2 separate regions of the Homo sapiens genome follow, and region 1 is linked to region 2. A link is an interaction called in ENCODE POLR2A ChIA-PET data of the cell type or tissue named here. Cell type or tissue: GM12878. All regions are shown on one strand. Links, peaks and the distances in the headings refer to the core of each region. The heading gives the core; the rest is flanking DNA.

Region 1 (4,406 bases), core at 246-4,245, 59 kb after region 2:
ATGTGTAGCAACCTGTTCACCTCTCTCTTGCCCACATGCCACAGTTAAAAATTAAATTAAGCATTCAGGGCTAGAGATTTAGAGGAGGGACTGTAGGCTAAAAGAGAAAAGAGAAATGAGATGTATTGTTCATGCTCCCTCTACACACACACACACACACACACACACACACACACTCTGTACATACACACACATATATGCACATACATATACACATATACACATACCAGCATATAGACACATATGCACACACATATATACACATACATACACACACATGCCTATACATACACACATACATTCTAACCACCTATCCTGGGGTAAAGGACTGTGATAGGGCCATTATTCTTTTCCTCAAAATGGATTTGGCTTATGGTAAATGCAGAGTTCATATTCCTCTAGAACCAGCTCTTAAAGGGTTGGTCTCTTGGTGTCATTCACACAAGACCTGTGCGGTAATATGATATTTACTTCTATTTCCAAGAAGAAGTAAAAAAAAAAAAAAAACCTTATACTGTTCTACCAAGGAGATTTCTCACCCACACACAGGCTGACACCTGTTTTACTTATTACTGCTGACCCCCAATGTTGGATAACTTCACATCAGCTGTAAATCCCACAAACTGATTTAATTGGATTCCTCCACATTTTGTATGAGAAAGCAGAAGCCCAGGGAAACAAACTGGCTTGGCCAGTGAAACCCTTAGTAGCAGAGCCGGGACCAGGACCCAGGTCTCCGAGGTCTTGTCTTTACTGGTTGCTCTTCTTTGGCTTTGCGGCCCCTGTAGTGCCTCGCACAAACACATTTCATAAGCCTTCACTGCTTCCTTTTCCAGTTAAACACTTCGAGCTTCCTGCTTTTTTCTTTTGCCATATGCACAGACACTTGCCCCAGCCATCTGGGGAAGGGAAAAGTCATATCTGGCAGGGGAACGAGTGTGCAGATGCATTCTTTTTATAATTACTGAAAAGAAGGTTGTTGGAGGTATGATTTATTTAGCCAGCTTCTTCAGATCTAGATTCAAAAGCTGTTCTCATGTTCAGAAAATATTTTATTTTGTACAAAACTCTCAGGACATTAATTCCTTCTCAACCTGTGGTCTCATTTTTCAGCATGTGCCTCTCACTGAAAGCTAGTTCACCACCAGCATTAATTTGACCCCCAGCTGTATTCGTTCCCTGTCAGTTCTTGTCCTCCAGGCTGTTGCTCATCGTTATATCAAAGATGGGAGCAACTGGAATTAGATGCCTGTGATTATTAAGACGGTAATTACTGATCATGCTGACACCAGTAATATTAACTGGTGTTTAAATAATTTAAAATGTTACCTATGAGGCATGCATGAATTCAAGGTATCAGAATAAAAGGCACTATCTAAAAGAGCCTAGGCAAGAATAAAATATTTGTTCTTGTTTTATTCAGATATTCTGGCTTAAAATGCTATGCAAGGATGATGGACTTCCTCTAGTTTAAACAGTTGTTTTTAAGTTTCTTTACAATAGACCTACATAATATGGTTCTAAGGAATGCTGTTTGTGGGGAACAAATTAGTTTTATTAGATTTCTCAAGTCATTAACATAACTTAATAACTTAATATTCTACTACAATGGCCCCATCTGCCATATGGGTTTTATGAGTTTGATGATGCTATATATTCATATTGTACTTCATAGTTCAGGAAGTACTTGCCAACTCATCATGTCATTTAGTCTTAAAAGTATTGTGGGGGATGTAGGTTTACCTCTGTCTTAATGGAGAAATAAATGTTGGCTCAGAAAGGCTATATTACTTGTTCAAGTTGCATGAGTAATAAGTTGTGAGGTTAGAAGACGAGATTTGTTGGTGACTTCACAACACTTTCCAAATCTGTGAAGTGACAGTAAACTGTACACCATAGCCTTGCTGTACTTGGGAAAATAAAAGAAATACTGTCTTCTTTGGTGGAATCTTCTGAATCTATTCTTCATCGAAGAATAAACAGTCTTAGGAAGGAAAAGAGCTTTTCATGGACTTACAAGAGCTTTTCTTTATTGGAAGAATGATCGTCTTTACTCTTAAATTTATAATTCTAAGAATATAACATGACGTTGACAACTCTTTATTTTTATAGATGATTAAAGTGTATGAGTTCTGCCATTTATGAGATAATTCCAATGTGCTGTGCTGAATTTCTAGGTCTCTTGTTATAAACTACTTAAAATATTTTTGTTTTAATTTGGGAAGCATTTCCTTGAGAGGTTGGATGCAGCTTCCATTACTTAATTTTTATTTATTGTTGTTTTTAAACATCATCATTTAATCCTAGCACATGGCTGTGCCAGCCCTTTATGCTAATTGTGGATAGTGCATGGCAGGGATAATGCTAACACTGTCTGTTGCTTACCATGATGCCACATAACTCAAAACCATGCTTCTTTTGAAGAGTTGCAAAACCACATCCAACTCCCTTAGAGCAGAAATCCCAGCCTGTACCCTAAGACTGGGGCATGCCTGTGGGGCAGGCCCTTTCAGAGATCACAGACCTTGTGGAGAGAATAAAGGTGCACACACTTAGTTCTAGCCCAGTGGGCCAGCGTCAGAGCAAAAGTTTAATTTCCAAGTGCAGCACAGTGCCTACCACTCAATTGTCCCTTCACCCAAGCCTACTCAGACTCAAGACCAAGTCCTAGAAAGAGAGGGGTGCTTTAAAAAGGGTAGGAAAAAAAATTTTAAGCATTGTTTTACTGAAACCCCTATGGGATCCTGAGTGCACAACATTGGTGACTTGGGCAGCACTGGCACTTAAAATTTTGGTCATTGTAGGAAATGGCATTCTTGGGCAGTGTCTTCTTCAGAGAAGTGGGTGGTAGCTTCCCGGGGGAGTCACAGGCTTTAGAGCCATGTTCAGTGCTTTTGGCATGAACCTGGGCCCCGTTGGTGTCTACATCAGTAGATTCAGAGGCTGGCATTGTTGTACAGTGTGGAATAATGAGAATGTGGAGGCTGACAGGGTGATTATGGTTTTGAGAGTTAGTGAGACAAACCCTGGAACTGAGGAGCTGGTCTTCATTGTGTAGTTAAAGTTTCTGCAGTTATGGGTGTGGGGTATAAGGCCAGACAAGGATGGTTTTTAACTTTTTCTGGGGTCTTAGCTTTTACTTAAATGGCTGGGATATAAGGGTTTACATGAATGATAAGATGAGATTCATCTTGTTTCATGGAAAAATATTCACTTTACCAAAGAAGTATCAACAGGATTAGTAAGCTTTTAGATATTCAAAATATGAGTTTATTTAGGAAAAAAATATTTTAAATATTTTGTTTTAAGTGATATCTCCTTTTAGACCAATCTAACCATTAAGAATAGATATATAATATCTATTTTCAGTTTCTGGTAAAAGAATTTTTTAACGTGAATCCTTCATCTGGATCCCATTTGTGGTGCTCAGTTTTTTAAAGCACTTATTATCTCGTGGCACACCATATCACTTACTTATTTGCCATGTTTATTGTTTGTCTGTCTTCTTGTGTAGACAGTTAGCTCCACAGGGCAGGCATTTTGTCTGTTCTGTTCACTGATATGTCCCAAGAACCTAGAAGTGCCTGGATATGGTGACCACTAAATAATTACTTGTTGATTCTTAAGTCAAGAATCTGTCACTTCACTGCTATGAGCTAGGAATTATTGTAATTGTTTTGTGAGAAATAGGTAGTGAGGAACAAGGGCCTGGATAATTATTTTATAATATTGATAATTGGACAAGTATGGGAGAAAGCACGGTAGTGGCAGGCCACTTCTGAATTTGTAATTTTCATCTTATGTTTTTGCCATTTTTGCCAATCCTGCTCCAACTAGACCTAAGGTAGATCCTAATGAGATAACAGCTCTTATATTCCCATCTTTCCCTTTACTATTCCTCTGGATTGGCTGATTGTTTTATACTCTGGTTACTTAGGGGGAAAAAAGTGTAAGGGTTAACAAATGAGAAATGATGGTAAAAGAAAAACAAAGGGAACGGCCATAAAATGAGCTGTGAATTGTAGAAAAATATTGGGTTCTATATACTTATTAACAGTGGGCACATATTTAATTCTAAACTTCCTTAGTAGTCATTGTGAAAAAAGCAGCTTGATTACTTTCTTGATTTAAAGCATTTGTAAATGTTAAAAGAAATTTATCTGGGAGGCCATTAGGCTGAGACGGCTCCAGCACCTTGGGTTCCTACCTAAGTAAATGAAACCAGTGTTAATAGTAAAATGAAACAAACATAACCAGCTGAAATCATCAACTAACCACTAACTGGGGACTTTCCACCAATCATATCCAAATAAGGCAAACACCTAACTGTAGCCAATCAAGTAATTTCTTAGTTTTGCTTCTGCATTCAACCTGTGTAAGCCTGAAGCTCACGCTGCACAGCTGAG
Region 2 (4,406 bases), core at 118-4,117:
CCAGCCACACAAAGGGACTAGGATTGCTGGGAACCTGAATTCTTTGGTGAAGTAATTACTTTTGTATTCTTTTTCCCCTTAAATGGCAGCTGCAGCTCCATTCATTTTTCTTGGGACAGTACCATTAATTCAGGCAAATAAGTCATGCTCAACAGGGGTTTCATCTCTCACACCTTTGATTCCCCATTGCATTGTGTTTATACTTACAGCACTTACTAAATTTTGCCCTGTAATGGGGTAATCTGCACACTTCTCTTGTCCCAACTAGCAAGCGAGGGACTATTTTTATTCTTTATCATAACTCTTACATAGCTCAGAGCCTTGCACCAAATTAACACTCAGTAATATTCACTAGCTAGAATTGAACTAAACTGCCATTCAATAAATCTCTGAAGTATTATTCTGCATTTTAGGTCATAGGTAAATACATATCTCGGTAGGAAACTTAGGAAAGCTGGAGTTCACACTGAGAAAGTCGTGAGAGATGAGTTTGGAGAGATTAAGTAGGCACGGAGTTCCTTACAACTTAAGGAACTTGGATTTTATCCTAAGATGATAGAATGAATTTATCACAAAGGAGCAGCATTTTCATATTTGTGTTTTTGGAAAAATTAGCCTGAGTGCTAGTTGAAAACTGAATTATAGAGAGTCATTACTGAAGCAGGAAGCTGGTGGCAGGGGCGAATTACAGAACAGTCATTGTGTCTGAGTTTTGCAGTCTTTGTAATTGGGAGATTAGTGGGATCACTGTCCAAACAACCAAAGGATGCACAATAGGGCAAGATATGAAGGTAAAAATGGTGAATTTAATTTTTTAATTTTTTTCTTTTTTATTAAAGTATTAAACACAATATACTAATGTATGTAAAATGCTTTATTCTGAAATGTACAGCTTGATGTATTTGTACATTTGCATATACTAACGCAATGGCTACCAAGATCAAGATTGAGAACACTTCCAGAGCTTCTCATGCCCTTTCCTAAGCAATAACTTATTAACCACAAAAAATAGTAATTTTATAGTGAAAATCTGACAGATACCACCTTAGCCAAGCTATCAAAGTTAACATCATCAAAATGAGACAAATTGACATCATGTATTTCCTGATACGATGCACTGCAAAGGGCAAAGATGGCCACAAGTTCTTTGACACTTTTCCCATACTGCGGTTTATGTTCCCTACACTTGAATCAAGGCAGACTTTGTGACTACTCTGACAAATAGAATAAAGAAGTGATGCTTTGCCAGTGTCTAAGCCCAGGCCTAAAGAAGCTGACAGGCCAGGCACAGTGGCTCATGCCTATAATCCCAGCACTTTGGGAGGCCGAGGTAGGTGGATCACCTGAGGTCAGGAGTTTGAGACCAGCCTGGCCAACCTGGTGAAACCCTGTCTTTACTAAAAATATGAAAAATTAGCCAGGTGTGGTGGCCGGCACCTGTAATCCCAGCTACTTGGGAGGCTGAGACAGGAGAATCACTTGAACCTGGAAGGCAGAGGTTGCAGTGAGCCGAGATTGCATCATTGCACTCCAGCCTGGGCAACAAGAGCGAAACTCCATCTCAAAGGAAAAAAAAAAAAAAAAGCAGCAGCAGCAGCAGCTGACCTGACAGTTTCACTTTCTTTGTTCTGTAATGTTTGTTTTTGAACCCAGCCAATCACTATGCTATAAGAAGCCCATGCCACATGAACAGGCTGCCTATAGATGCTCCAGTCTATAGCCTTAGCTGAACTCTCAGCCAACAAACATTATCAAATGCTGCCATAAGAGTAGGCTATCTTGAATGTCCCGCCCAGGTGAGCCTTCAGACGACAACAGCCCCAGCTGCAACTACATGAGAGATCCCAAGGGAAAACCATCTAGCTGAGCTTCAATGGTTCTTCAATCTGCAGAATCATGAGAGATAATAATGAATTGTTTTAAGCTGCTAGGTTTTGAGATGGTTTGTTATGGAGAAATAGATAACTGAATAGCAGCTAACAGTATAAAACTTAAGCTCCATGAGACTTGGAACTTTGTTATCTTCCATGCAGTATCCCCAGCCTCTAGATAAGTGCCTGGCACATAATGGGCATATCAATAAATATTTGTGATGAATGAACAACTGGTAATATTATTGATTTGAGAAAAGAATTTGAAAAGCCACTTATCTTTTAAACAGCTATTAAGCAAAGTTGAAATGTTTGCCTTCTTTTTGCTTAATAACTTGTGCAAGCAGAGAAAGTTTTAAAAAATGCTATTAATCTTAAATCTATATTCAGAAGTAGATTGCACATTTGACCTACCTAGAAATGGGTCTCTGAAAAAAATAGAATGTGGTAACCTAAATATTTAAAGGCTTTATTAAGAATGTTGTTTCGAGGCTTTACAATCTCTTAAATTGGGTCTTTAAAAAATATTGTCTTACCTTTTATTATTCCTCCAGAAATATCAGGGTTGGTGATGAAAGAAAAAGATGCAACAAAAGAACAATTTAAGAAGAGACAAGGTACTCTTTTTCTTTGGTGGTGTTGCAGGATTTCTGAGATATTTGTAAAGCAAAATGTAATAAATCAATCTCTCTCTCTATCCCCCTTTCTTTCTACAAGACGCATTTTAAATGGCTTTTCCCCATTTCTATGCTCCTTATCTGAAGCCATAGCATCAGTTCTGAGCCAGCACCAGAAGAGGAAGGACTAATATAGAAATGATTGAATAATGAATGGATAATGGCCTAAGGAGCAATAAGCAAAGTCAATCAGAGTTGAATACTCTATGACTCTATGCAAGTATTTCCCTACACCTAAAAATAATGTGAATAATAAATAGGAGCTCATTTGTATTGTTTCTTACATGGGCAATTAAAAAACAGCATCTGTTTCTATACTTGCCAAACCATATAAAGACATGGCAAATCATAATGCCATATACTGAAAACAATTAAAAGTAAAAAAGTAAAATTTAAATATTACACAATAACATACTGGTATGTTACACATAAACATACAAATCGCCTGGTTGTGTAACAGGATCATTGAAAAATGAAAGGAAATTAAAACTAATTCTAAAATACATGTAGTAATTATTATATAGTTCAGTTAAAGTATTAGGTGATTTGTGTTATGCTTACCCTGAAATGCAGGAAGACATTCAGAGAAAACTTTGGCTATGATATTCCCCATACAAAATGCTATAAAGCAGACACACATGGCAAAATTGCTCAAATATCATTAGCTCTAAATGGAATTTTTACTACCAAATACATATTAATCAATATTTATTCTTCTGGAAATAAAAAAGGTCCAAGGCTTATTTTAGAAATTGATCTATTTTTCCTCAGTGGCCCCTTCTATTTCCATATGTGGATGTCAATAATCCTATATATAAATTATTACTTTGCTTGCATTTCAACCATAAGCAGAGTTGATTGTCAGTCAGGTAACTTTTCTGTTTAAGAATTAGATAACCTTTCCAAAGGTTATTATCTCTCATGTAACTGAGGAATTTCCCTGCTCATCAACTCTACTGTCATCCATTTCATCTCAGGGATTACTTCTCAATTCCCAGGTACTGGCTTATCCCATTTTAACTAAATTCGTATTCCCAAATTATTCATCTTTACAATGACTTCCTTGTTACCTTTTTCCTCACAGGAAGCAGAGAAGGAAGGAATTTTGATGTTACCTACTATATATTTTACAATATCAATACACTGAAAAATACAGAACTCCAGCTCTGCTCAGGATTCTACTCTTCTAACTAGTGAGCCCCTCTTCTACAATTCTATTCACAAGTGCTCCCAAGATTTAGTTTTATTGTTGGGGCACTGACAGTGGCAAAAAAAAAAAAAAAAAAAGTATGGGAGTACCTGGAATTCGTGACCCAAATGCTCTGAATTTAAAGCATAAGGATTTATACCTAATACATAGGGATTTTTACATAGGGATTTATACCTAATAAGTGCTTCTGATTTTCACCATTCCTTCTAATAAGTAATACAGTCCTATTACTCCTGAAGCAGAAGAAATGGAGCATCCACACTAAAAAACAAAAAACAAAAAAACAAAAAAATACATTCCTTCTCTCAGACTGTTTCATAGATTGGTCTTTGTTGAGACAAAATAGTTATCAAACAATGAGTGATGGCTATTTGAGGTGCATAAAACCATTTTAATCCTTTATACTTGTTCTTTTCTTGTATATTTTCAACTTGTAGCCAACAGGCTATCTTTAAGCACAGCCCCAATTCAGGGTGCTTTGAGCCCTTCAGTTCAATCCCTCCAAGTATGGGTATTAGATGCCTCCTCATACTAAATGCTCAGGGCCCCACTCTCCTTTTCTTGAGATTATGGGTGTTTTGAGGGCATTGAGTAAATACAGAAGAGGGGATGTCCATACACAAGTATTTGGGGACGAAGCAAAGCCCC

Evidence for each region. ChIA-PET counts read pairs that join two places held together with the same protein. Peaks named below come from ENCODE experiments on the same cell type or tissue, not always from the same donor. Only the 100,000 strongest peaks of a DNase experiment are listed, where the experiment ranks them.
Region 1: POLR2A ChIA-PET joins it to region 2 with 5 read pairs; 3 of 35 experiments call an interaction of 5 or more read pairs at or near these places.

Annotation. Positions count from the first base shown.
Region 1 is chr6:96,942,895-96,947,300 of GRCh38, forward strand. The region is part of intron 1 of KLHL32 (kelch like family member 32); the gene reads left to right. Among named protein-coding and RNA genes, the nearest start is that of KLHL32, 20 kb to the left of the region's middle. In GM12878, for the core only: no CTCF peak of the experiment used is centred there; no DNase peak of the experiment used is centred there.
Region 2 is chr6:96,883,762-96,888,167 of GRCh38, forward strand. No RefSeq gene overlaps it. Among named protein-coding and RNA genes, the nearest start is that of NDUFAF4, 12 kb to the right of the region's middle. RefSeq lists an enhancer at 1,492-1,591. In GM12878, for the core only: no CTCF peak of the experiment used is centred there; a DNase peak (open chromatin) is centred at 1,653; H3K4me3 peaks cover 251 bases.